Regions from separate parts of the Homo sapiens genome. Here region 1 is linked to region 2. Evidence: chromatin loops called from intact Hi-C (ENCODE). Cell type or tissue: heart right ventricle. All regions are shown on one strand. Links, peaks and the distances in the headings refer to the core of each region. The heading gives the core; the rest is flanking DNA.

What was found. A loop is a pair of places that touch in the nucleus more often than their neighbours do. Peaks named below come from ENCODE experiments on the same cell type or tissue, not always from the same donor. Only the 100,000 strongest peaks of a DNase experiment are listed, where the experiment ranks them.
Region 1: it touches region 2 in a loop (2.3-fold over the local background); 3 of 110 quality-filtered maps call a loop at or near these places.

The regions. Positions count from the first base shown.
Region 1 is chr15:101,011,535-101,027,512 of GRCh38, forward strand. It overlaps LRRK1 (leucine rich repeat kinase 1), which reads left to right. Exons shown (of 34, transcript NM_024652.6): 10 at 474-611; 11 at 2,782-2,894; 12 at 3,792-3,868; 13 at 9,519-9,648; 14 at 10,311-10,423; 15 at 10,849-11,063; 16 at 13,269-13,433; 17 at 14,431-14,603; 18 at 15,727-15,847. Among named protein-coding and RNA genes, the nearest start is that of LRRK1, 100 kb to the left of the region's middle. RefSeq lists a silencer at 3,750-4,044 and an enhancer at 15,574-15,978. In heart right ventricle, for the core only: no CTCF peak of the experiment used is centred there; DNase peaks (open chromatin) are centred at 12,077, 12,727, 15,147 and 15,827; H3K27ac peaks cover 2,884 bases.
Region 2 is chr15:101,188,835-101,201,088 of GRCh38, forward strand. The region is part of intron 2 of CHSY1 (chondroitin sulfate synthase 1); the gene reads right to left. Among named protein-coding and RNA genes, the nearest start is that of LRRK1-AS1, 43 kb to the left of the region's middle. RefSeq lists enhancers at 654-1,541, 4,669-5,212 and a silencer at 9,370-9,664. In heart right ventricle, for the core only: no CTCF peak of the experiment used is centred there; a DNase peak (open chromatin) is centred at 4,597; H3K4me3 peaks cover 2,917 bases; H3K27ac peaks cover 6,947 bases.

The DNA of each region.
Region 1 (15,978 bases), core at 7,930-15,929, 170 kb before region 2:
TTGCATCTGGGGAATTTTGCTTGTTAAAACAGATGGAATAGCATGAAGAATGTGTGTGTGTGTGTGTGCATGTGTGTGTGTGTTATGGCTGTTGGTTTTAAACCAGGAAACTCTTCATCACTGGCATTATCATTCCTAGTTTGGCCATTCGTGTAGGGGAAACCAGCTTCTCTCTCCAGTGTGGTCCTGAATTGTTCCATTATTTCCAAGGACAATGGGCCGGATGTTCTGGAATGAAGGAAAAAGACCATGAGCTCCCCCAGGAAACCCCATTCCTGTCCCTTCCTTGGAGTAGGGGCGGGAGGACAAGGACAGTGAGGGTGTGCAGCCTTCCAGCAACACTCAGTCATCTTCATTACAGGACATTATTGTAATGGTCCATTTTTAACATCAAATTTGGAAACAGTCTCAAAGGCACCACTGCATTTAAAGAGCTAACTAATATACATTTTTTTTTCTCGTCAATCTCTTAGAAATGTTGTAAAGCTTCCAGAAATGCCCTGGAATGTCTGCCAGACAAAATGGCTGTCTTTTGGAAAAATCACCTGAAGGATGTGGATTTCTCAGAAAACGCACTCAAAGAAGTTCCCCTGGGACTTTTCCAGCTTGATGTAAGCCTAATAGCCCTTTCTTTCTCATTTTCGGCTTTTGAGAGAAAATTGCTCCGTGTTGCAGTGAAATGTATGTGCTTTTCCTGAGCTTCTGAGATAAATATAAGGGGAAAAGATGAAGAAAAAGTTCAGCTATCAAAAATATGCATGGCCACGAACAGCGATGAGGGTGGCACGTGGACAGCAGAAGCAGCTGTGTCAGGTGGTGGTGGGGTTATGGTTCGTATCCCTCGGGACTTTCTTTAAGTCCACGGCCTGCCCATATATGAGGCTGAGTGGACACTGAGAGCTCCAGGAAGGGCCTTTCCACGGAACCCTGTGTGCCTACCCCAGAATACGGGTACCTTCTCGCTTTAGGTTGTTTTAGGTGGTTGGCGGGTCCTTAGGCAGACAGGCCGTGGATCACACTCATTGCTTGGAGCTCAGGGCCAACCCCAGAAGGGGCCCCATCAGGGCAGCCTCACCAGGGGCCCTGTAGTGGACCCCCAGGCAGAGTGCCCAGGCCACCCTGCACAGGCTTCAGCCCCCGGTCCTGCCAGGCCACTGCCAGGACCCCCACGGGCACTCCTCCAAGGCCTGGTGCAGCCTCTTGTGTGCGGCGACCCCCACAAGGCAGCGAAGGCCCCTTCAGCATGTGTATCCTCAGAGAGGATGGGCTATCATGTCCTAGGCTCCTGACAAGCACAGGGCAAAGCCAGGGACCCAGGGACAGGACTCACGCTTCTCAGAAGAAAGGAGCCACGCGGGGTGCCCCCGGGGGGGGGTGGTCCCACATCATACTCCTCGCAGGGTACTCCTGGCCTTCAGGCCTTGTCCACAGCCCCTGGGCCCCTGTTCTGAGTCTGTCTTCTCGTATTTCACACCAACAACTAGCAGGCTTGGATTTTTGGCTTCCCCCAAAGCCCAGAAGCAGCAAATCAGGAGAGGCAGAGCCTTGTCCAGAGCTTCACTGTGGGCCTGCAGGGAATGTGTCTGCTCGAGGTCTCCTTCTCCACACTGGGAAGGGGTGGGTGGGTATGTGGGGGCTTGGGGGACCCTGAGGTCTGGCACATGGCAGGGTCTCCATAGAATTTCAGCAGGAGGGGGCTGGCTGCAGCGGTTCTGATGGTGGGCGGTGGCGTGAGCCCCTTCAACAAGGAAGGAGACAAAAGCACCAGGAGGAGAGAATTTAATGTGGGGCAGCAAACAGCCTGTGGCCCTCCTGAGGCCGCCCTGGTTGTGGGCGGGATAGTTGGTGGCTGTGGTGATGTCCTCAAGCAGGGAGATAGCATGTCTAAGGTACTCCTGCAAAGTAAAACGTGGGCCAGGCATGATGGCTCAGACCTGGGCACGGCGACTCAGAACCGTACTCCCAGCACTTTGCGAGGCCAAAATGGGGGGACTGCTTGAGGCCAGGAGTTTGAGGCTGTAGCAAGCTATGATCACACCGCTGCACTCCAGCCTAAGAAACAGAGCGAGACCCTATCTCTAAAAAAGTAAATAAATAAAAAGAATAACAAAAAAAGAATAAAACGTGTTACAGGTGCAAGGTAGCCCCTCATCCCCCTTGGTGACTGGGTTCCCTGCAGGGTCTGTTTGCAGTAGGGCTGAGGGAGGGCTACCCACGAGGGGCACCCCAGACATGCTGATAATCCTGAGGGGCCCAGCTTGGGACTGTGTCGGCTAGCAGAGGGCATGCGGCTAGGACAGTTACCCTTGGTGGCACTGCCACCCCGTCCCCAGACCTGGGCTGGCCCAGGAGGCCACCCACCAGGAGGTGGCAGACACCAGCACTGTACTGCATGCCCCATGCCACCCCCACCAGCCGTGAGCCGTTGTCCTCCAAACCATCAGAGTCTGGCACTTTCCCCAGAGAGACACACCGGTAATCAGTACTCTTAAGAATCCTTAATGCTGACAGCTGCTTGGGCTCCTTTCACTCTAGAATAATTGCCTCTCACTGCCTTTGAGGGAGGAGCTCCTGTAGATAGATGGCCCCGTCGCACTGTTTGATATCATTTCGTGAGTTTGAAGAGGCTGCTGGGCCCCACACAGCTGGGATCTGCGTGAAGGAAAATTGGTTGGAATCGTTTGACTGCGCGTGGTTGGGAACTGACTGGCTCTTCAGTCTCCCCTCCCTTCTTGTATCTGATGCTATCTTAGCTTCTCTCTCCCTCCCTCTCTCTCTCAGGCCCTCATGTTCTTGAGGTTACAGGGGAACCAGCTGGCGGCACTTCCACCTCAAGAGAAGTGGACCTGCAGGCAGCTCAAAACCCTGGATCTCTCCAGAAACCAACTTGGCAAGTAAGCAGGGGCCTCTCCTCCCTGGCCAGTTCCAAAGCGTGTGTGGGGCCACGGTCGAGCAGGTCCTCTGAATGGTGGCATGTGAGTCTGCGAGGGCTGCTGAGCCGCCAGCTGGGGGCTTAACAACAGAAATCACTGCCTCACAGCCCTGGGGGCTGAAGTCCGAGGTGAGGGTGTGGGCAGGCCTGGTTGGTTTCTCCTGAGGCCCCTCTCCTTAGCTTGCAGATGCCGTCTTCTCCCTGTGTCCTGTTGCGGTCAGGCCTCTGTTCACGTCTGTGACCTAATCTCCTCTTCTTATAAGGACACCAGTCGGATTGGATTAGAGTCCATCCTAATGACCTCATTTTAACTTAGTTACCTCCTTAACAGCCCTGTTTCCAAATACAGTCACATTCTGAGGAATTGGAGGTTAGGGCTTCGACACAGGAATGTGGGGGGAAACAGCCCCTAATGGTGTCCTCTCATTTTTAATTTTTAGTCTGCTGGAGAATCTTGTCTCTCACTTCAGCCCAATCTGTAATTCTGTTCAAAAGTCTCTGCTGATCACTAACTGAAATGGACGTGGAATTGAATAAAAGCACCCAGCCCCAAAGCCTTCCAATAGGTGGAAAGCCGGGATGAGCCCAGCCAGCCTCTGGAGACCAGCCGCCCCCGTTATCTGCAGAAGGCCACTTCTGCAGTATCACGGTGGAACTTGCACCCCAAGGAGGACCTCTGCGGGGAGGGGTGGGGGCAGTGAAAAAGGCAGCCGCCACTGCAGCGTGCGCCCCTGCCAGGCCCTGAAGAGTTGCACATGAATTGCTCCCTATCTCCGTGGCTTGGCATTATAACATCACAGCCAAAAGTAATGCTTTTGTCGTGCTGTCCTCAAATTTTGTCTCTTTTTCCTCCCCCCAGAAATGAAGATGGACTGAAAACGAAGCGTATTGCCTTTTTCACCACCAGAGGTCGCCAGCGCTCCGGGACTGAGGCAGGTGTGTGTGGGTTGGGAGACGGTGTTCCCAGATGAGACAGCCGGGGTAGCCTGGTTCCTGCTCCACCAAAGTGGGGATCGCCCTTATCTTGGGCCTTCCCCTTCAATGCCCTGTTGCAATGCCACAGATGTCCAAGTTCAAATGAAAACCCTGCATATGAGCTGCGCCCATTCTTTCTGTCCCACGTGTGACACGCAAGTATCCTCAAGCCCCACTCTCCTGCGTGGAGGCCAGTGATGCCAGCAGCTAATATGTGCAGCTGATCTACACACCAGGCAGTGCCCTAGGCAGGTTACATATGTGAGAGTTTCTCATCCTCACAACGTGAGGTATGGGCCACATTTCCCCATTTTGCACGTGGGGAGACTGAGGCTCCCAGGGTGTCTGAGCTTGGCTGCCACACCAAAATACCACCGACCGAGTGCTTCAGCAGCAGACACTTATTTTCTCACAGTTCTGGAAGCTGGATATCTGAGAGGAGGGTGCCAGCACTGTCAGGGGCTTGCGAGGGCCTTCTTCCTGGCATCCTTCTCTCTATGTCCTGAGATAGTGAAGAGAGAGAGGACTCTGGTCTTTCTTCCTCTTCTTTTTTTTTTTTTTTCTTTGAGACTGAGTCTCGCTCTGTCGCCCAGGCTGGAGTGCAGTGGCGCGATCTTGGCTCCCTGCAACCTCCGCCTCCCAGGTTCAAGCTATTCTCCTTCTTCAGCCTCCCAAGTAGCTGGGATTACAGGCATGTGCCACCATGCCTGGCTAATTTTTGTATTTTTGGAGATGAGCCACTGTGCCCGGCCCCTCTTCCTATAAGAACGTTAATCTCATAAGGGCCCCACCCTCATGACCTCATCCAAACCTAATTACAGCTCAAATATCCCATCTCCAAATAGTAATTTTGTATTTTAATACAATACAGGATGCCAGGAAGAAGGCCCTTGCTAGCCCCTGACAGTGCTGGCGCCCTCCTCTCAGATATCCAGGGTTTCACCATGTTGGCCAGGCTGGTCTTGAACTCCTGACCTCAAGTGATCCGCCTGCCTCAGCCTCCCAAAGTGCTGGGATTACAGGTGTGAGCCACCACGCCCGGCCCCTCTTCTTATAAGAATGTTAATCTCATCATAAGGGCCCCACCCTCATGACCTCATCTAAACCTAATTACAGCTCAAATATCCCATCTCCAAATGGTGTCACATTGGGTATTAGAGCTTCGACATATGAATTTGGTGGGGGGCGGGGGACACAGTTCAATCCATGGCATAGGGACTGACTGATTTGTCCCAGGTTGTGTGGCTGCTTCTCAGTAGCAGAGCCAGGTTTCATCCCAGGACTGTGGGACTTCAGCCCTGGACCAGCAGCTACGTGCTGTTAAGTCTCTACTGCCACACGATGGTATCTTGCAAAGCCCACATGGATCACGGCCGCCTTTGGACCCACAGGCTGAGGTGAGGCCAAGGTTGCACAGGGGCTCGTGGTCTTCCCCAAAACTCAACAGAGACAGAACTTTCCTAGTTTTTGTGCTGGTCACACAACAAGGCCAGTTCAGCAGAGAGTACATCTAGGTAAACAAGCTCTTTTTGTTCCATTATCTTCTGTGAGACACAGGGGAAGGTATGGAGCTGTCCCTTTCATTAAACAACCAGCTCTGCTTCTTAACCTCAAAGCTACAACTTCCAAAGCCAGCTCTGCTCACAGAAATATCCCTCAGGATGCTGGCCCAGAAAACCAGAACCCACATCCAGGTTGTTTTAAACATAATACAACTTTCTTCTTCAGTTTGATAGATGGTTGTTGGCAAGTACAGATAGTATGAGGTAGGGATGAGTGACGCCACAGAGGCCAGGACACATTTGCAGGAGGTGAACTAGGGAGTTTGCCGCTGCTACGCTCTTGGATGAACTGGTGTGCTTGTGTGTTGAGTATGATACACATAGAGATCTGTCCCATAAGAGCGTGTGTATTTATATGTGACTGAAAAAGGAATATCAGTGGACCAGATAAAAGAGTCCAAAAATAGACCTCAGTAAACATAGAAATACATCGGGAGTCCCCAGCGCCCCCCAGGAAGCGAACCGGTATTGGTCCCTGGCCTGCTAGGAACCAGGCCACACAGGAGGAGGTGAGCGGTGGGCCAGTGAGCATCAGCGCCACCTCCTGTCAGATCAGCGGCAGCATTGGATTCTCATAGGAGCGCGAACCCTATTGTGAACCGCGTCTGTGAGGGCTCTAGGTTGTGCCCTCCTTATGAGAATCTAACGCCTGATGATCTGAGGTGGAACAGTTTCATCCCTAAACTGTCCCCCTCACCAATGCTGCAGTCCATGGAAAAATTGTCTTCCACAAAACCGGTCCGTGGTGCCAAAAAGGTTGGGGACTGTTATTATGTAATATATGACAAAGGCAGAACTTCAACTTAGTGTAAAAGGATGCTTGCGTGCGTTAATAAACGGTGTTGATATTCCTGCCTGGAAGGGGGACAAAACACGATACTAGATTACAACAATCAGGTTTAAGTATAAAAAAAGAAAACAATAACATTTAAGGAATATAGGTATAACTTTGCTATGAGGGAGATCTTTAAAATCTAGTTGGAAAATCCAGGAATAATTTTTTAAAAAGACTGAAATCATTGGCTTCATAAACATTCAAAAATTGTGTTCAGTGGGAAGCATCATAAACCAAGTCATAATGCAAACAGACTAAGAAGAAATATTTGCAACACAAATTGTTGCAACACAAATTGGCTTAAGTCCCTGATATACAAAGAATGCTTACAAATTGATTTAAAAAAAAAAAAAAAAAAGACAACACAATAGGCAAAAAAAATGGGCAAGGGATATAAACAATTTTCAGAAAAGGAAGTCCAGAGGGCCAGGAAACAAATGAAAAGGTCCTTAACCACACGAATAGGGAAATGCAATTATGAATTTCATAACTGATCCTTTTATAAATGAAGAGCCTTAGGACTGTAGAAATTGAGTCCAGACATAGGGATTTCACTTAGAAGGAAGGGGAAACAAACACCATCTTCTCCTTCATGCCAGGCGGGATGATGGGTATGAGAACAGGAGCTAGTGTAGACCTCGGTCACGCAAGCCACTTGCTGTGTGGATTAGAAACGTGTCTCCAGTTTAGAAATGCCGAATCCTTCCTGGGACCACGGAGGAGTGTGCAAGGAAGTGGGCTCAGCACTCAATGAGACGCCAGTGGGGAAAATCACAGGCATGCATGGAAAAGCACCATAGGACTACGCGCGGTACCAATGCTCTAGAAAGTGACAGCTGGCAGCCCGCAGAAGTACATCTGGGGAGCCATGTGAGGGGGCCGCGCCCCTGGGAGGTTCTCTGGCAGAGGTGAATCTTGGCCTTGGCAGATGACAAAGGCCTCTTGATTCTTTAAACTTCATCTAGAAAGTTGAGGCCCACACCTGAGTGAAAAGAAGGCGGCTCTTTGCAAACCCTTTTCCTCAGTAGGGTTATTCTCCCAGGGCCATGGACCCTTGGGTAAGGAATTATCTACAAAAGACAGCTTGTTTGCAGTAGGATAGTAAAATTCCAAGTAGATTTATGTACATCCAAATAGTCATATTTGTGCAGTGGCCTCATCCAAAAATAATTTGGATGGCCGTTTTTACGGTAAAAATCAGACCAGCAGAGTCATAAATAACTTATGAATAAATAATTACAGTTCTTAAATACCTTGAACTGTGTTCTCCCCAGCTCAGTGCCCATCGTTTTCAACACTGGGCCAGGAGGTCTGTTACAGGTGTTGCCTCTGTTTGCAATCATAGCTCATTATTCCAGCCATCTCTTACTTAAAGAGGCTTCATAAACACCGTAGCGAAACTTTAAAAGTTTGGAAAGCACAGAGGCCAGGTGTTTAGAATGTGTTCTCTGGGGAGAAAGTAAGCCTTTCTCATTATGACGTTCTTTCATGAAAATGTGAATTAGGGCAGGCTAATATTGATCATCTTTTTTCATTGAAGGAAAAAAAAGGAAGCTTTTTGAACATTTCCTTACCTAGCAAGGACTCATACAAAGCCATCTTTAGAAGGCCGGTGCACCTTTATTTCCGCAGGAGCCCCTGCAGTGAGTCCCATTCACAGTACAGCTAGCTGGGCAGATTTTCCAGGCATTGGTTTTGGTATTCCATTATCGGCTCTCCCTGAATGTTCTCAGAGGCCAGGTTACCCATTACCATTGTTATTGCAGCTACATGTGTGGAGGAAAGCCAGAGCCGAGGCGGGGTAGCTATGATCAAGGGCAACCGAGCCTGGTTTCAGCCCAACAAAAGAACTCCGGCTTCTCTATTTTCCATGTCTGGCAGGGAACCCTATGAGAGGGCTTTGAGGCAGTTGTTTAATCTTGAATTCTCCGAGCTCCCAGGCATGCTGTCCTGCCCCCTCTCCAGGCCTTAGTAGGGAGGATAAAGGCACTTCAGAGATTCTGCTGAAATCCAAACCTCTGATTCCCATCAGTGTGCGTTTCCAAGCTCTTTCTCAACTCAAATGCTCTGGTGCCCGTGGAAACAGCAAATTTGACATGATTTTCATGGTAATCTCATAGTGAGCCTAATTAATAAAGTCACTTAAATACTAAACAGTTGGCTGGCTTTTCAAAGAATGGCATTGTAAGAAGCATAAAAACAGCCAACTGTGGTATATTTTCATTAACTAGCTTTTTTTCATGGAAAAAGCAACGCATGTATATTTTAAAACACCGTTTTTGAACAGTAGCAAAGGGCATGGGATAAATATTCAGTCCTCTAGTAATTCCTTTCCCCAGAGACAACTATGGAGTTCAGTGCATCTCTGGTAACCATTGTGTTCCTGTCTAACAACTGTAACCTCTGTGCATACACATGTGCAGGTGTGGTGTGTGTGCATATAACATATACATGGTATGCGTGTGTGTGCATGCATGTGTGCACACATTTTCTGCTACACTAATAAGCCTTCTAGATATCCGGTTCTGAACTTTTTTTTTTTTTTTTTTTTTTTGAGATGGAGTCTTGCTCTGTCACCCAGGCTGGAGTGCAGTGGCACAAACTCAACTCACTGCAACCTCCACCTCCCAGGTTCAAGTAATTCTCCTGCCTCAGCCCCCCCGAGTAGCTGGGATTACAGGTGCCCACCATCACGCCTGGCTAATTTTTGTATCTTTAGTAGAGACAGGGTTTTACCATCTTAGCCAGCCTGGTCTTGAACTCCTGACCTTGTGATCCCCCTACCTCGGCCTCCCAAAGTGCTAGGATTACAGGCGTGAGCCACCAGCCTGGCGCACCTTGCCTTTTCAATTGATGGGTAGCTCTTGAGTATTACTTCATACCCCCATATATGTAGACCTGCCCCATACTTTGTAATAGCTGCAATTATTCTATTACTCATTGAACCAACCCCCTGTGGCTGGACACATAGGTTGTTGTAGATTGTCCTCTATCTCTGCCACTGAGTGTCCTCATTCTCACATCTTTGCCACACATGCATGCAAAGCTATCTGTAGAATGAGAATTGCTAGGTCGATGAGGTGAGCATTTTGTTCTGATAGGCTTGCCAAAATGCCCTCTGGAGGTTGCATCAGTTTATACGCCCACCTGGTCACCACGCTGTGACGGTCCAGAATTATTTTTAAATGCAGTCTGCTTTGCCATGTCTTTGCAGCAAGTGTGCTGGAATTTCCGGCCTTCCTAAGTGAGTCTTTGGAAGTCCTTTGCCTGAACGACAACCACCTCGACACAGTCCCTCCCTCGGTTTGCCTACTGAAGAGCTTATCAGAGCTCTACTTGGGAAAGTAAGTACACATCTGGAGGGGCCGTGCTGGCTCTGCTGGCCCAGAGAGGCAGAACGCCCATCCCTAAACCAACTGGGACACAGAAAGCCAGGCAGAAAGAAGCCATCTACTTTCCAAGAAGCAGTAGTGAGATTTTCGGAACAGGGCTTGATCAAGGAGGTGGGGAGAGAGGAAGACGGAGTAGCAATGCAATGATACACACTTTCACTACATCACTTGGGCTGTGATGAGGAGAACCACTCAATCATTCATCCTTTCATTACTGAGCTCCCATTGCATGCCAGCTACTGCCAGGGGTTCTAGGCAGTGTGCAAAGCTTGATGAGAGTGTAAAATGTTATATTAATATTAAAGGGACATCGCCTTCTCGGGAAGAGGTAGTGATCATCTTTATGGGGATGTACTTAGTAGCAGAGACAGGAAAGTTGGGGGAGGGGACTCAATTCTAAGCCGTGGGGATTTGCAGAAGACAGAGCTGCCGTTTCTATCACTGATCCTCCAGGAGAAAGCCTTTGGAATTAGTGTTGAAATCAGGGCTCAAAGTGTGGGGTCTGGGGTACAGGCTGCAGAGGCTGACAGGAGCCACGTGTGTGCGTGTGTGTGTGTGTGTGTGTGTGTGTGTGTGTGTGTGTATTCTCTCGTGGTGGACACATCTGTCTTCAGCAACCCTGGCCTCCGGGAGCTCCCTCCTGAGCTGGGGCAGCTGGGCAACCTCTGGCAGCTGGACACTGAAGACCTGACCATCAGCAATGTGCCTGCAGAAATCCAAAAAGAAGGTAGGGCTTCCGCAGCCCTGTCCCCTGCCATCACCTCTTGGAAAGACAACTCCAGTCCACTTGTTAAGTTCTGGGGGTGGAGACAGTTGGTGACCCATGGAGCCCAGCTCCAGGTTCCAGATTTGACAAGATGCTATAAAATTGTCCCTAAAGCAATCGTTACTGAGGGTCACTATACTGAGAAGGACCAGGTGATACAACTGTGACCTCCTGGGCAGCAAGGATTTTGTCCATAGGTTCTTGCCTCTTAGAGTTCGCTTTTAGGGTGGTTAGTGTCATGCCTTCCCTCCCCCTGATCCAGTAGTCTTCCTTAACTGTCCCCACTAAAACACAAAGAAGGAGTTCCTTCACAACAGGATTTTGTGTCCTAAGAGATGTGAGCATGTGCCCACGCAGCTACCCTTCCCCTTAATGATTTTGCACAGGCCCCAAAGCAATGCTGTCTTACCTGCGTGCTCAGCTGCGGAAAGCGGAAAAGTGCAAGCTGATGAAGATGATCATCGTGGGTCCCCCGCGCCAGGGCAAGTCCACCCTCCTGGAGATCTTACAGACGGGGAGGGCCCCCCAGGTGGTGCATGGAGAGGCCACCATCAGGACCACCAAGTGGGAGCTCCAGAGGCCGGCTGGCTCGAGAGCCAAGGTCAAGGATGGTCTGCGTGCAGAGTCCCTGTGGGTGGGAGGAACATCCCTTGGACTCCTTCTCCCTTCTCCCCAGAGAGCCCAGGATTTTCTCAGCCTGGTGTCCAAAGCTCAGGCCCTTTGCAGGAGCCACTGTGTACCATTCCATACCAGCTTCTGCCAAGAGCAGCGAATCATTTCTTAATGTGACTTTGTGATGTTTTCTTTTTCTTTACTTTTCTTTTTTTTTTTTCTTGAGACAGGGTTTCACTGTGTCTCTCAGGCTGGATGCATCCTCAACCTCCCCAGCTTAAATGATCCACCTGCCCTGTATGTTTCTGTTATAGTTACTTGAGGCTCTGGGACAGTGGTTCTTAACCCCGGCTGTCTGTTAGATTCCCTTGAGGGGCTTTTAAAGATAGCAATTCCCAGGCCTCACCTCACTGCTCTCTGACCCCAAGGATTCAAGTTCAAGTGGTCTGGGATAAGGCACCCCCAGGGCTGAGAGCTAACCACTGTTGCAGGCAGTGAAACACACCAGCATCTGCCCCCTGATGAGGAGGCTAAAAGCACTCTGGGACTTAACACCCTGCCGTCCCTGACACCTGCTTTCACCCCAGGTTCTGAAAAGTCCTGTTTCTAAGCCCTACTTAAAATGAATCCATCACTGCTTGAACCCGGGAGGTGGAGGTTGCAGTGAGCCGAGATCATGCCACTGCACTCCAGCCTGGCGACAGAGCAAGACTCCATTCAAAAAAAATTTTTTGAGTCCATCCATAAACTTCTTAATCATCTTGCTTTCCATTCAGTGCCAGGCAAATGGAAATGAACATTTTCCTGTTCATGTAACAGAGAAAAGAGCCATGGACTGTTGGTGGGAACTCCATCCCTGGAATAGAGCAGGGGCAGTTAGCCCTTTCTCTGAGCTCGGGGAACGAACACACATAGATAAGGCCATCCTCATCAACTGTATTTGGATTTCTGCCACCCTGTGATTCCTCGGGATCCAAGGGGCAAGAGGCTGCTTCACTGTGGAAAACTGAGGAGGCTTGAGATCCAGATGGTCCATGATTTTCCCCCAAAGCTCCCACGCACAGTGCCAACCAAACACTGCAGCTTCTTCCACACACAACCACTTTCCAAACCTGCTTTGAAAAAGTAGGCATTGAAGCTGTGCATCTGTTCTAACACGAACTTGGAAGCTGGTCCTCCAAGGGGTGAAGCGCTGCCTGTTGGGGCCAGAACAATCAAACACGACAATCAACGCTAGGCCAATCCTAGAACATTCCAGGAGCAAATCTAGCTGACTCGAGTCTGAAGGTTCTCTCCAGGAACCAGAATCCTCTGCATTCTCTCCAGCTTTGCCTTTTTCTTAACAGTTATGCAATCTCATTTCTTCTCTTAGCTTCCTCTAGCTGAGGCCTGAGGGGTGAATTCGTGCTTCTATTTTTCCTGACCTTCACCCCCACTTCCTTTCTGCGATGATTAAAACCCCCTACCCTTTAGTGGAAGGACAATCCTGTGAAGGCTGAGCCCGCCGCTCTCTCTGTGGCCGGCCTCAGCCAGTTGAGAACAGCTGTTTTCATCTTTATACAAAACCAGGTCAGCACACTGTGTCTTGGAGGCTGATGCTGCCTCACAGAGATGACTCCTTTCTGTAGAAAACTGCAGCCTTAGCATCCAGGGCCAGACTCTTACCTCATGCAATGATAGAGAAACCACCGTTTACACAGCCGTTCCCGGCAGCCCAACAGCTCATCTTTTGTTTGATTCCCACAGGGTGGGAGGGAGTTTCCCAGCATCCTTGGTGGGCGCCACCCTCTGAGCCCCACAAGTTCAGAGGCCCATCTCCTCCTCTTGCCCTGGCACACAGGGAGGCTGAACCCCAGTGCAAGCCGTGACATCAGAGCACAGCTTCCTCCCACAGGGCATCCCCTACCCATCTGCAGCCCAGACAGAGCCAGGCCCTCTGAAGTCTGTCCAGGGCCTGGTCTCTGCTCTGCTAGGAGTAGACAGAAGTCCCAGAAGCCCACCCCCATGCCACCGGGCCCCTGTCCCTCGCCCAGATAACTGTTTCCTAAGAAACAATAGAGTGTCCAGAACTTTTCCACGGTTGTTTTTTCAGACCCCCGAGTCCAGCCTCCAGAGTTATCCGTTGTCTCCGTTTGATTGACTGAAGCCTTTGTCTCTAAAATGCCTCCCTGTCGCTGCCTTGTTGCTCAAGTAGGTTGAGTCCGTGGAGTTCAACGTCTGGGACATCGGGGGACCGGCCAGCATGGCCACTGTCAACCAGTGCTTCTTCACGGACAAGGCCCTGTACGTGGTGGTCTGGAACCTGGCGCTGGGGGAGGAGGCCGTGGCCAACCTCCAGTTCTGGCTGCTCAACATCGAGGTGAGGACACCAGACGCCAGCCCTGCCATTTCAGTGCCCAGAGCTTTGCAGGTCCCACCGCTTCCCTCAAGCATCCCCTGTACTGAGAAAAAAAGGGGGTTATGTTGCCACAGAGGGCCCCAGAACCGTGGTCCTGCTTGCTTTTCACAGTGAGGCACTTGAAACCTTCCTCTGCTGAGGGCTGGTGATGTAATTTCCCCGCTTCCCTTAAATTTAGGAACCCCCACCCTTGGATCCAAAAGCAGAGCAGGGTTCCCTTCCTGTTATAAAGATGTCCTTGTCTCCCTGCCTCTGATGGCTGCTGTCATGTCTGAAGGGTCAGAAATCCCTCCCCACAAGTCCAACTCAGCACCCTCCGTGGAGGAGGTCACAGAACACCATAGACACCCCTCAATGCAACAGTCCCTCAGGTTCACGGAGAATGAGGAGCACAGGTGCTGCCTGGGCTGACATCCTGTAGCGCAGTCTGTTTTGCATTACTAGAAAGGAATGAGACTGGGTAATTTATGAAGAAAAGAGGTTCATTTGGCTCACAATTCCGCAGACTATACAAGCATGGCTTCAGCATCTGTTGGCTTTTGGTTAGGCCTCAGGAAGCTTTTAGTCATGGCAGAAGGGAAGGGGAGCCAGCATGTCACATAGTGAGAGAGGGAGCAGGAGAGACAGGAAGAGGAGCCAGCCTCCTTTCCACAATCAGCTCCTCTGTGAACTGACATAGGGTGAACGCACCCATTACTGCAGGAAGGTGCCAAGCCATTCATGAGGGATCTGGCCCCATGACCCAACCTCCCGTCAGGCCTCACCTCCAACACTGGGGATCACATTTCAACATAAGATTTGGAGGAGGCAAACATCCAAACCGTCTCAAGGCTGCAGATTGGTGGCTGAGCAAGGGCCGTGGCATCCAGGGTCAGCGCACCTGCACAGCTGGGAGCTCTGTCCTGTCCCTTGTTCCATGAACAGAGACAGTACTCAGCCGTGGGGTTCTCTGTTGCAGGCCAAGGCCCCAAACGCCGTGGTGCTGGTGGTCGGGACGCACCTGGATTTAATTGAAGCCAAGTTCCGTGTGGAAAGGATTGCAACGCTGCGTGCCTATGTGCTGGCACTCTGCCGCTCCCCCTCCGGCTCCAGGGCCACAGGCTTCCCAGACATCACCTTCAAACACTTACAGTGAGTGCCCAGCCTCGGGCAGCTCCTGCCTTCTTGTGGGTGCCAGTCGCTGATCTTTCCTGGGATCAGCTTGCAGAGAGCTCCTGAGTCTGGGTGGGGCTAGGCCCCTTTCCTGGCCAAGGGTGGCCATCCACAGAGCTGACCCAGCCTTGGGGAGGGTGAAGACCTACCAGACGGCTGGCTGGTTGAGGCCTGGAGGTGCCCCTCTTTGCTTCCTTTCTGCCCCATCCCCGCCCCAAGGGCCAGTGCTGAAAATGCATGGTGCCTATTGAACCAGGAGACTGAACGTGGGCACCACCCAACCAATTGCTGCCCATCTCATTTGTTGATCACTGATCAAGGACAGACCCTGGGGAGGGAGGGCCAGTCCTTCCATTGGGTCTGAGTGGTCCTGATAGCAGCCTTTGAGTCACAGAGGGCCAAGAGTTTGGAGGGGCTTTCAGTTAGGCATCACGACGTGTCCATACAGATAAGTCCAATTGCCCTGGGCTGACTGCCTGTCACTGGACTTTCACAACAGCCCTGCAGGTTGTGGGGATTGTTTGCCACTTTGTAGGTGAAGAAGATGAGGTTCAGCAAATTAAGTGTGCCCTAATGGGAGTAAAATACACTGCATATTGCATTATCTGCACTGATGGCTCTCAGATTCCCTCGCCCGGGGCAGAGCGCCACGGGTATTGGTGCATGGGTCAGCCTGGGACACATTGGCCTGGCTCGGAATACAGGATGAGGCTGTCAGGAATTCCTGCTTTGCCCTTGAGAAAGTCCCATGGGGTCTGTGATAAGAGGAGTCCTGGCTCTGGGTCAGAACCCAAGTCCAGCCTGTGTGAGCCTGTGCCTGCCCAGCCTGTACCCTTGGGGGTCTCGGTGTACCTCTGCACCTCACTTTCCTCCTCCGTGAAGTGCCATGTTTAGTCTGGGAAGACAGACTAAAGCGACACAGTGTGGGGCACCCAGCACAGTGATTTGCACAAAGCAAGGCCTCAATAAACTTCTTGTGTTGTCTTTCACGAGTTCTCCAGACTTGCCAGCGTTCAGGACAAACCTCTCAGGGAAACAGAGAAGCAGCAGCGCTTCCTCGGAGTGGGGCATGATGAGTAAAGACGGGTCTTTTTGCTCACAGTGAGATTTCCTGCAAGAGCCTGGAAGGTCAGGAAGGGCTGCGACAGCTGATTTTCCACGTCACGTGCAGCATGAAGGACGTGGGCAGCACCATCGGCTGCCAGCGACTGGCAGGGCGGCTGGTGGGTACCTTGCTGGTCCAGTTTAAACCAGTCTGCCTGCTTCCCATTGTTGGGGGTCCTCACTTCCCCCTCTCTCCTGTGAAGCCCATGTCTGTGTGGCAAGGCTCGGTGGTTCCTGGTGAGGGAGGGTC
Region 2 (12,254 bases), core at 1-8,000:
TGTGGTAGGAGACCCTTATCTGCAGTCCGAAAACTATCTAAACTCCCATGTCTTCCCTTCACAAACATCTGATCTGGGGCAATCAGTTGAATGCACCAGGCATCGCCTTAACAAAAAAAAAATGAAGTGGCAGACGTGGCAGCATGATGCAGGATGAATACATGCAGAACCATCTTTAAACAGATGAGGTCCTGTGCACACACGGCACTCAATATTTACTGAACGCTCCCGTGAAAGGCGCCGTACCAGGCAGTGAAAGCCCAAATGTCACGTACAGAGAAGAAACAAGCGCGAACACAAGATCGAGCCGGCGAGCGTGGCGGGCGAAAGAGTCCCAGCCCGGGCCTGCCACGAAGCGGCCACCAGGCTTCTCTCCCAAGGTGTTTCTAAACCCGGCCCACCCAGCACCAGGTATGGCCCTCTGGCCTCCACGCCCGTGCTCTCTCAGCACCCTCTCCACTCCAGTCAACACGGACCACACACCAGCGTCACACGTGACCCAACATGTCTCTACGAGAACGTGATATAAGCTCTAGTCTAGGGGACTGCCAAAGCACAAACTAAATCAAAAATAAAATTAAAAACAAACTTACAGGGACAAGGTGGATGTAAGCCAGAAGGGATGGAGCTCGGGGGGACCAGGACGTGCCACACAGGCCCAGTGCAGCCGGGTTTAAAGGGAAGCTAGAAATCCAGCTGTTCTGTGTCAAGTCTAACTGAAGTGCTGGCAACCAGTTCAAGTGAGAGAGAAAGGGAAAGGGACAGAGAAAAGGAAAAGAGAGAAAAAAGAAATACAAGCCAAAGTATATCTGTGGGTCAAATATGACCTACAGATTCACCTCCTTCTAGGATATTTTTCATCTACACCTGACTTTTTGTAGAATCTTATTCGACATAAAGACATTCAACGCCGTGTTAACGTATAGCATTTAATGAAGAAATGTCTTACTTAAAAAACCCAACCACCCCCACCACCGCCTAAAGACTCCAGCGGCGCTGGGACAGTGGAGGCCTGGTGAGTGGGGACAGCACAGTGGCGCTGTGGGCGGGGAGCAAGGGTTCCCGCAGCCCAGCTCCACCACTTGAGTCCTCGGAGGAAGAGCAACTGCTCTAGAAGCCCTGGGGTCCCAACCCAGCTTTGGGTCATGCGTTACACTCAGAACTGTCAGTGTTTCTGTCATTACACAGTGTTGAGTGCGGTGGGGTTAAATGCCACAGGTTTGGACCCTAGGTTTTGAGCACGACCCCTGTGAGGCTGAAGACTCCACGTCTGCCATCTCCAGTTCATATGAAGTCTGAGGGGGGACTCTCACTTCACAGCTACCTCACAAAGGCACCATTCTGAAAGTTTTCTTTCAAAAAAGAGGGTAAGAAAAACACTGGAGAGGGGACTGAGGGAAGAAGAGGGAGTGGGTTTGTTTTTCTGGGGAAGGGTGGGTGGGGAAGGGAAGCTAGTAAAGCTTTAAATTCCATAGTGTCAAATTCCCAGGGAAGCAATATGAACAGTTTTCAGAGCATAGGCAACCAACAAAAGCAATCCCACGGAGAAGTGACAGGCTTTTCAACCCTTGGGGCTGGAACAACTGGACATCCAAATGCAGGAAGATGAAACGAGACACAGACCTTACCCTTCACAGGATCACAGGCCTAAATGCAAAAGGCAAAACTGCAAAACTCCTAAAGAAAACAGAGGAGAAAATCTAGACAACCTTGGGTTTGGTGATGACTTTCTAGACACAACACCAAAGACACACTCCATGTAAGAATTGATAAACTGGACTTAATTAAAGTTAAAAACTTCTGCTCTGCAAAAGACACTGCCAAGAGAATAAGACAAGTCACAGACTGAAAGAAAATATTCACAGACTTATAAGACTTATCTAAAATATACAAAGAATTTCTAAACTCAAAAATAGGAAAACAACCCAATTAAAAAGTAGCCAAAGGCTTTAACAAGCACCTTGCCGAAGTTACACAGATGGTAGAAAAAAGCATGTGAAAGTCATCATATGTCATCAGGGAGATGCAAATTCAAACAACGAGATGCCACGACACACCTAGTAGAAGGGCCGAGAGGAGCGACGCGAAATGCTGGTGAGGACATGGAACAAGAGGGACTCTCGCTCACTGCCGGGGAGAATGCAAAATGCTACAGGCACTTAGGAAGACAGTTTGGCAGTTTCCTACAAAACTAAACATACTCTTATAGGATCCAACAAGTGAGCTCCTTGGTATTTACCCAAAAGAGCTGAAAAGTTAGTGTCCACACAAAAATCTGCATATGGGCGTTTCCAGCACTTTTGTTCATAATTGCCAAAACTCAGAAGCAACCAAGATATCCTTCAGTTGGTGAATGAATAAACTGTGGCACATTCAGATAATGGAATACTATTCAGCATTTTTAAAAAATGAACTATCAAATCATGAAAAGACACGGAAGAAAGTTAAATGCATGTTACTAAGTAAAAGAAGCCAAACTGAAAAGGCTACATACTGTACGATTCCAACTATATAACACTGTAAAACAAAACAAGGCAAAACTATGAAGACAGTAAAAAGATGAGTGGTTGCCAGGGGTTACAGGGGAAGGAAGGATGACCAGGCAGATCACAGAGGATTTTTAGGACAGTGAACTGTTCTGTATGATACATATATGAGGGTATCTGTCATAAACTTGTTTAAACCCACAGAATGTTCAACACCAAGAGTGACTCCTATTGTAAACTGTGGACTTCGGGTGATAATGATATGTCACTGTAGGTTCACCAATTGTAACAAAGGTACCACCACTCTGGTACAAGGTGTCCATATTGGGGGAGACTGTGCACGTGTAGGGGCAGGCGCCACTTGGGAAATCTCTGCACATTCCACTCAATTTCGCTGTGAACCTAAAGCTCCTCCAAAAAACTTAATTTTTTTTTAAAGCAACCTATTAGGGAAAAAACATCCTCAAATTATCTATGTTAAGTAGATTGTAGGGGAAACTGGTAGTACTTTTTCTCTGGCTTCTCATTTATAATAAATTCATTCATTTTCCTTCCTTCATCCATCTATCTACTCACTGCTCTAAGCAAAAAAAAAAAATTTACAGAAATATATAAAATACACTAAACTTCAGATCCTTTGTGGAAAGAGGTAGGTGGAAATAAAATGCAAGTAATTAATAATTAACAATGAGTAGGATTGTTTGTTCTTTAACACAGTATTCTAAACTAAAAAGCCCTATACAAAAAGAAGAGAGAAATATTTTTAAGCATCTGCTATGAGATACCATACTTCTCTCTCTCTCAACACACTCATTTAATCCTCACAATTTTAAACTCCTTGAGAGCAAAACTCATTTTGTTCTAGGTGCCAAGCACTGAGTAATTGCCCTCTAAGTACTTGCTGAATAAATGAATGAGTAGATACTGTATCTCGTTTACAGGTAAGGACAAAAAGATTAATCACAGACAACAATGTAAGTGGCTCCTGTCAATACGTAAACATTACAACAGAAGAGACGTGTCATGCCCAATAAACAAGAGCTAAGAGAACACACACTCTGCACAGGGCCTTTGCCTGCTCAGAAAAGACATCCCCATCCCTACCCCCACCTCCTACCCCTCAGATTCCCAGACAGCCAGGCAGGGGTCTGGGGCAGACCAGCCAAGGCAAGACAGCCAACCTTAACCCCAACTCCCCCCACTCCCAAACAATATGGCAACAAGAGCTAAGACAAGGGGACTTTCAAATACAGAAGATCAATATCTTCAGAAATACGAGAGGAAAAGCATCCTTCAAAGAGGATCAACTAGAATTCTCAGAATTCAGAGTTCTAAACGCCTCCCTCGTGGCTCCACAGAGGTGCCTTGAAGGCAGGTCTCACAGCACACAGCAGAGCCTGGCATTGATGTATTCCCTTAATAAACATTTATCCAAAGGTTAAGATGTCATAGCTGAAAGTAATCATCCTACATGTATTTCCAAAATAACCTACCTCCCTGCACAATCATTCAACTATCCTTTTAGCTAAACTCTAGGCAACATGTTTAAACTGTCAGCCAGCCCTTTCACCCTTCAGAGGCACCCAATTTTAAAAAATGCTTATTACCACTCCTCTCCCATTGAAGTGAAATAATTTATGTGATTTTATATAATAACATTAACAACTAACATCTCTCGGAAGCTATACCAAGGACCTACCCTGTATGCACTGGTGTAATCCGACGAGGTAGCTCTGTTACTGTGCACGTTTTACTTTCAGGGATACTCTAGTTTGTGCGTTCAGCAACTTGCTCACACCCCGCAGCCACTGCACACAGCAAAGCCGAGGTTGGCTCTCAGCTCTCTCTCGGGCTGGTTCTTGACAAGACAACTAGAAATGCCTGTCCGGCAAGCAGGCAACAAACAAGGAGTGTGTCAGACGGGGATGAGAGCTTTGGAGAACCACGAAGCTGGGGAGACAGCAGCGAGGGCAGGGCTGCAGCATCATATCCTTGGGTCAGGGAAGGCCTCTCCAGCAGGGAAAACCTGAGGGAGACCAGACAGCAGTGAGGGGGCCAGGGAAGCTTTCCAGAGGGAATCAACCTTGGAGCAGACTGAAGAATACGCTGTGCTCTTTCAGAACATTCATTTCTTCCCCTGGGCAAGGGGCCACACCCTGGAGCACGGAGCAAGCATAAACGGCTGGGCCACCAGCCTGACCAGCTGCCCGGGAGCAGGCGAACGCTCCTTCCTCTCCAGCCGCAGTCACGCTGTGTGCATGCACATGTGCGTATTTTAATGGCGTCATCAGCAAGAAAGGTTTAAATGCTGGAAATGACTATTCACAGTTTCTGACCAAGTATGTTTACTCCATGGACCCAAATTTGGGTCAGATAATGCATAAGAGTAAAGAGAAGAGTGGGAAAGTCCTCTATTTAATGTGCACACAATACCAACACTCCTGGCACCGAGGAAGACACGCTGGGGATAGCACCATGCTCCACACCAGGAGAGTGTGCATCTTCACGCTCCTTCCTTGCCTGACAAAACCTGCTCTCTTGGCCATGGAGACCACTCTGACATCACTTCTGCTTGGTGAGCAGGTGGGGCACTGAGTCCCAGCAACAGAGGGCACCAGCAAGGGTAGGGCCATCAGCGTGGATTTCCACACCTCCCTCTACCACCTTCTTCCTCCATGTGCTCAGGGGCGGTCAGATGCCCTGGCCTTGGCCAAGCACCAGGGCAAAGTGGGATCCAAAGGCCACCAGCATCTTTTAAAAGTGAAAGTGACTCGAAAGCTTCAAGTAATTTTCTCTGTGCCCTCTTCATGTAGCTACGGAGCGCCTTCGGCAGGAAAGCCATCACTAGTGACAGTAGAGTTAAGTAATCTAAGAATGGGTAACTTCTGTTTTATTATTAACATTAACACATAGACCACCCACGTGCTACAAACTGAAAGAAAAGAAAAATTTCATTGGAGGTAAACCTGTCTCAACTAATTAAATGTCTCTACTCCTCTGCTTCTTTCTTAGCCTGTTTGTGTGTCCATGTGTACGCACACATTTTACATGGGTACCTCAACTGAGAAACATTTCAGTAGGCTAGGCAGCATTTTAAAGTATTTCAAAATGATATTTCACAATTGCATTTTCAATTGTAATTTCTAAACTAATTTTAGATCAGAATTACGTAGCCACAACAGCTATCCAGCCATTAATTTTGCCCTTATGTTCCTTGTTCTCTACTTGGTATTTTGCACCATTAAATAAAGCTACATAATAATCAGGTGCTGAACGGAAGAGGATGCGACAGCTGCTTCTGAACAGTGCAGTGGTCTTCAATCACTCACAACCAGAGCTTCCTACTCCTCCTAGAACAGATCTGCTGCATGCTACATGATCTCCAAGTCTCCACACAATTCCATTTTCTAATCTTGCCTCTATTTCTAAATTAAATCACAAACCCTGACTTTTTGTATGCATGGGTTGGGTTGGGAGAAGGGAGACAGGGAGAGCTGTGAAGGGTGGGAGGATAAACAGTGGCATCTCAAAAAGTCAAAATTCTACTTTCAAGAGTACACTTCTGATGCCAAGAAGATAAGATCTCATGCACTTCCTCCCCAGGTTTTGAACAGATTCCACAACATATGTCTTATAACAGACTGACTACAATGAAATAGAGGGATTCATGAATGAAAAGTAGTCTTACAAACCGCATTTCATAAGCTCGCCCATAACCCACGCGACTCTTAAAATGCCGTCAAGTAGAAACATTTACATCACTTACGATGAACTATTTTTAAACCTTCTTTATTATTATAAAACAATATATACTTATTATAAAATTCTGGAAACGGGAGGAATCACTCATAATCCTACTCTGACATTTGAAAAATATTCCTTCTAATGCAACATATTCACATATAAGATTACAAAACTAATTATACTTTGCAAACTATACAGTACTTACATACTCATATATCACACCTGAGCAATAATCATATTTTGGATCATCTTATTTTCCTGAAATAGTTAACAACATTAACTGCTAAATAAAACCAAGCTATCCTACTATTTGTGTCAGGATTTCAACCAAAGAAAAAGAGACATGAAAATTATAAGCTATAAGAACAACAAAAATTTCACAGATGTGAGAAAGTTTAAAGGCTAATGGTAAAGGTATAAGTCATGTGTCAACCGAAAGCTACAAACTTTTTATTACATTTTTTATTTAAAAGCTGGCCGGGTGTGGTGGCCCATGCCTCTAATCCCAGCACCTTGGGAGGCTGAGACGGGCAGATCATGAGGTCAGGAGATCGAAACCATACTAGCTAACACGGTGAAACCCTGTTTCTACTAAAAATACAAAAACAAAATTAACCGGGCGTGGTGGCGGGTGCCTGTAGTCCTAGCTACTCAGGAGGCTGAGGCGAGAGAATGGTGTGAACCTGGGAGGCGGAGCTTGCAGTGAGCCGAGATAGTGCCACTGCACTCCAGCTTGGGTGACAGCAAGACTCCGTCTCAAAAAAAAAAAAAAAAAACCCTGTCTCCAGGGAGGAGGTAATTGCAGGAGAGACTATCAAATAGATTCAAATTCCAGATACATAGTGTCGACACCCCAGTTAGTTAATATAAATTATATATAAATATTAAAAATGGACATACAAGACCAGGAGCAGTGGCTCATGCCTGTAATCCCAACACTTTGGGAGGCTGAGGCAGGTGAATCACTTGAGGTCAGGAGTTCGAGATCAGCTTGGCTAACGTGGTGAAACCCTGTCTCTACTAAAAATACAAAAATTAGCCAGGTGTAGTGGAGGGCGCCTGTAATTCCAGCTGAGGCGGAAGAATGACTTGAACCTGGGAGACAGAGTGAGCCAAGATCACAGCACTGTACTCCAGCGTGGGTGACAGAGCGAGAAGCAGTCTCAAAAAAAAAAAAAAAAACATATATGTAAAATAAGCATACCCTAACTAAACAATGTAATTCTCATGAGATCCATAAGTATAAATTACACTAGAAGAAATGAAAACATTTTTCTTTGCTGGCTCTTATTCAGGCACTTTCTGGTGTCCCATGCTGATGTGAAGGCCAGGTGTCAGAAGTGGGAAGGTTTACGGCATAACCCATGTTTACTGGCAGAAACCAGGAAAACTCAGAGAGGTAAAAAGAAACATTAAACCTATTCTGTCTACCTAGTGATAACCACTGTTATTATCTTAGGGTATAACTCATGTCAAACTAACTTGAGAGAAGCCACAGCACTGTAATGCCACCAAGCGGGATTACACCCCGAGATCCATGACTAGACTATAAACTATATACACTAGGAACCATATACACTATGCGAACTATAGGACGATTAGCCAACACCAGCAATAAAGCCACAATTTAAATGTAAATGCCCTGGCTTCAAATGTATTTGTCAAACATTCGATATAGGCTGGGCATGGTGGCTCATGCCTATAATCCCAGCACTTTGGGAGGTCAAGGCAAGGGAACCGCTAGAGCTCAGGAGCTCGAGGACAGCCTAAGAAATATAGCAAGACCTCATTTGTATTTGAAAGAAAAAATAATTTTAAAAAAACCCTTCAATATACCACATTGGCTGTATGTGACCCCAGCAATTCAGTGAACTACTGGTACATTCCTAGAACAAAAAGGGGCAAAGCATGTTTAGTCTTAATTCTTTTATTCTTTGTTTACCTACTTCACAAGTATACATCTATACAGATACTCAAGAATCACAAATTTTGCTTGATTTCTTCCCAAAGAAAGTGGCATTATGCAATTTGAGATTTTCCGGCCAGGTGCGGTGGTACATGCCTGTAGTCCAAGCTACTCAGGAGGCTGAGGCAGGAGGATCACTTGAGCCCAGGAGTTCAAGGCCAGCCCCAACGGGTGGAAGGAGTGGGGAGAGGCAATGCCTGGCAATTTAAGATTCTTCCCTCAAATTATTGATATATTTGACTGGAAGCCCATTAATTATGTTCCTTATTTAAAGGTCACGTTAAGCTTTGGTAACTAATCACAAGACACTTCCATACCTGCCCAAATGTAAGTTTAATCACAAATGTATTCCCAAGCTCACCTGTTATGGCAGAGGAAGAACTAAAAGCCATATAACACAAATTTAAAGGAAGGAACCCTAAGGGAAACGTTTCCATCTGGACTGATCTGCTGGTTTATACTCTGAGAAGATTCCCAAGTCCTTGTATCTACGATTACAGCCAGAATGATTTTCTAGGAGAGACAAATTCAGGGCAAATATCTAAGGACACCCCAAATTACGGCATTTATATAATGTTAAATTATAAACAATTTATAATGTTAAATGATAAATTCCTTATATAATGTAAAGCTATAAATGTATATAATGTTAAATTACTATACAGCAAAACCAAAACTACAAATACAGGTGACCGATTCCTAAGAAGCCAGGATTCTTACGAATGGAAATACTTGTTAGAAGCCTATTTGAATCTCAAATTAGGAGCTTTTAAACCTAAAAGTCAATTAAACTACATTGTGCAATAGCATTTCTTAAACATCTGACCTTGGTATACGCTAAGAATTCCGCGAGTGGTATTTGGACGCCTTATATCTGAAACCTGAGAAACAAAAACCCAGTCCACCAAAGAGAGGAAAGCCTGCTGGGGACTCACTTTGGGATGTAAGGATTTGTTTCCGTCACGTCGCACAGACTGCGACCTCATCGCCAATGTATCTGTCCCCCTTCCCCTGTGGTGACAGACTGTGGTCTGACTCCGGCTATCGGGCCTTCTGTCCAGTTAGGTGTGAACCAAGACCCCCCCAAGCAGAGTGTGAGTGAGAGACCCGCTCCCCTTTTGGCTTGTGCTTAAGACCTGGCTCTGAGCTCTGTGTCTCCAGGCTCTTTCCTCTCCTGCAGCTGTCTGTCACCTAAGCACAGCAGCCACGCTACTGACCGGTGAAGGACAATGCCACAGGAGACGGCAGTAAAGCAAAATGGAAGACCCTGGACCCCTCAATGACAAGGAACACAGTCCCCCGAAATCCTGGAAAAGCCATCCCGTTACTGGACAGAGAAATTAACATCTGTCTCTGCTGCGTCCTCTCGGGTGTCTGTGACGGTGGTTTGGCCCTCTCGTAAGTCTTAAGTTGGCTACTACATTAAACACGGGAACCCATGAACGAACTATGATTTAAAAGCCAGTTTTCAGAGTCACCGCTCACAAAAAACACATCAGTAACTTCTACTTTCCGAGTGGCATTTTACAGATTATCTCATGTCATCGCATGCCAGGCACAGGTTTTACAGGTACTGCTCCCATCTCACTGCGGAGAAAGCGTACTTTCAAAAACTGGATAACTTGAGAGGAAACAGCAGTCGTAGTACCAGGCCCAAAACAGAAACACTTACATCTGTAACTCAGGGCAGGGGTCGGCACACTACGGCCCACTGGCCAAAATCCCCCATTAAAACTTCTACTGGGACACAGTTACACTCACTTTTGTTACTGTCTACAGCTGTTTTTGCATTACAGTGGCTAAGCTGAGCAGCTGGGAGCGAGATCCCACGGCCTGCAAAAACCCTAAAACATTTACCCGCCAACCCTTTACACAGCACAAAGAGTCTGCTGGCTGTGATCCAGAGCCTTCACCTTTATGCTGGAGCCCCACTTACTGGAGGTAAACCAGGCACGTGCAGACTTCGCCTAAAGAAACTCATTCCTAAGTGTGGCATCCTCCTAAGCAGTTTGCCTTCCCATCTACCACTGAGCTGCTCCCTGCTCCCACTGCTGCTGCCCAAACCACATGCCTGACCTGTGCCCTGCTGTGTTTTCCTGACACCAAGACACTCTGTTACATTTGTGGACACTGCGCCTCCAGCTTCCTACCTTTTCAATTCTAACAGAACTCCTTCAAAAAACATCACTGCGGCCGGGCGCAGTGGCTCATGCCTGTAATCCCTGCACTTTGGGAGGCCGAGGTGGGTGGATCATGAGGTCAGGAGATGGAGACCATCCTGGCTAACATGGTGAAACTCCGTCTCTACTAAAAATACAAAAAATTAGCCGGGCGTGGTAGCACGCGCCTGTAGTTCCAGCTACTCAGGAGACTGAGGCAGGAGAATCGCTTGAACCCAGGAGGCGGAAGTTGCAGTGAGCCGAGATTGTGCTACTGCACTCCAGCCTGGGCGGCAGGGTGAGACTCCGTCTCAAAAACAAACAAACGAACAAACAAAAAACACATCATTTCAGATGAAACAGTTCTGGAGACTGGTTGCGCAACTTACATACTTAAATGACTGAACTGTGTATTTAGATGTGACATGTATTTTACCAGTTAAAAACAGATTTTCTGAAAAGCAACTTCAAAAATAAAATTTTGTGGAAATTCTGTAAAAAATAAACATGTTTTATTCAAGTTAGATGAAAAACCTGGAAGTGGCAATGCTGGACAGGAAACACGACGCACCAGATTCTGTGTGGCTCTGCAGTTATAGATTCAGTCTACTTCGGTTTTGTGCATAAAAGGCAGTTTCAAGAAACTAAAAACAGACATAGCACTCCCCAAAATAGAACCCCCAAAACCACGAACAGCAGCGTATGTTCATTTGATCCCTGTGTCTAACAGCATTACAGCTGCATCAGCAACTGGAGACAAGTGAGTCACAAAAGCCCTCTGAAGCATCGTTCTGAATAAGATACAAGAAAAAGTGACTCACACAATTCGTTTCACGCAACCAATGTTTTGTGAATACTCACTATATGCCCGGTACTGTGGCAGTTATCCAATATTCTACAACATAAAATAAATACCTCATTCCAAATATCCCTTATCATCCGGGAACTAAGATGACATTCTAGGTTGAATAAGACGAAATGCTGTCACCATATGTTGTCATTTCATGAGCCAGTTTACTTCCAGAATAACTTTTTTGATTTTCATTTTAAAGAGTATCCACGTAAAAAATAAGAGACGCCTTTACGCAAAAATGCCATCTATCGACAAAATTATTCAGGTTTGCAGTCCTACTGCATTTCACATGACGGGTAAACACAACGCGAAGAAGACACGGGCTGGAGCCTGGCCTGCTTCTCACAGGCTGTGTCCTCGAGCAAGTCTCCTGACTAATTTGGTCCCAGTTTGTCTCCTGCCTGGTTTGGACCAGAAAAGTCACAAAAGTCTTTTCTGGGGTTACAATTCAGGGCAAACTAACAGTACAAACAAGGTTAGGAGAATTGTTCAAGAACTGTTCTTAAGTACCATGAAAGATGCACTGACTAAGAACACCTGCCAGCCCCTGCACCCCCAGATGGGTCAGGGACCAGACTCTTCCAGATGCAGCTCCCGAGTCTCTCCGATGTACCCACTCTTCTGCAGCCCGCAAGCAAGCCTCTCAGCTATGATTCTCTTCATTTCTTACCTGGCTGTTGCAGAAATCTCTTAGGTCTCCTCTGCCCCAGCCTCACCTTGCTCTGAACCTGTCGGGGTGGTCTTTCAATATGGAACCCTGGTCATGTTGCTTGCTGGGAATAATTCGACCCACCCCAACTGCTCTGCATACCCCTTAGGTCTCCTCACATTCCAGCCACCCCTCCTCCCTCTGCCAGGTCTCATGTTGCCAGGCCACAGTTCTGTGGATGAGGCAGGAGGTTCTCCCTCGCCATGTGTGCGAAGTCAGCCACCCTGGGTAAATCCTGTCCCCCTTCCCTGCCTGAGCCAGGGTCTGTGGGAGCCTGTACACCTTCTGAAACACAATATCCAATATCCCACTGCCCACTGCCCTCCCAGGGCAACCC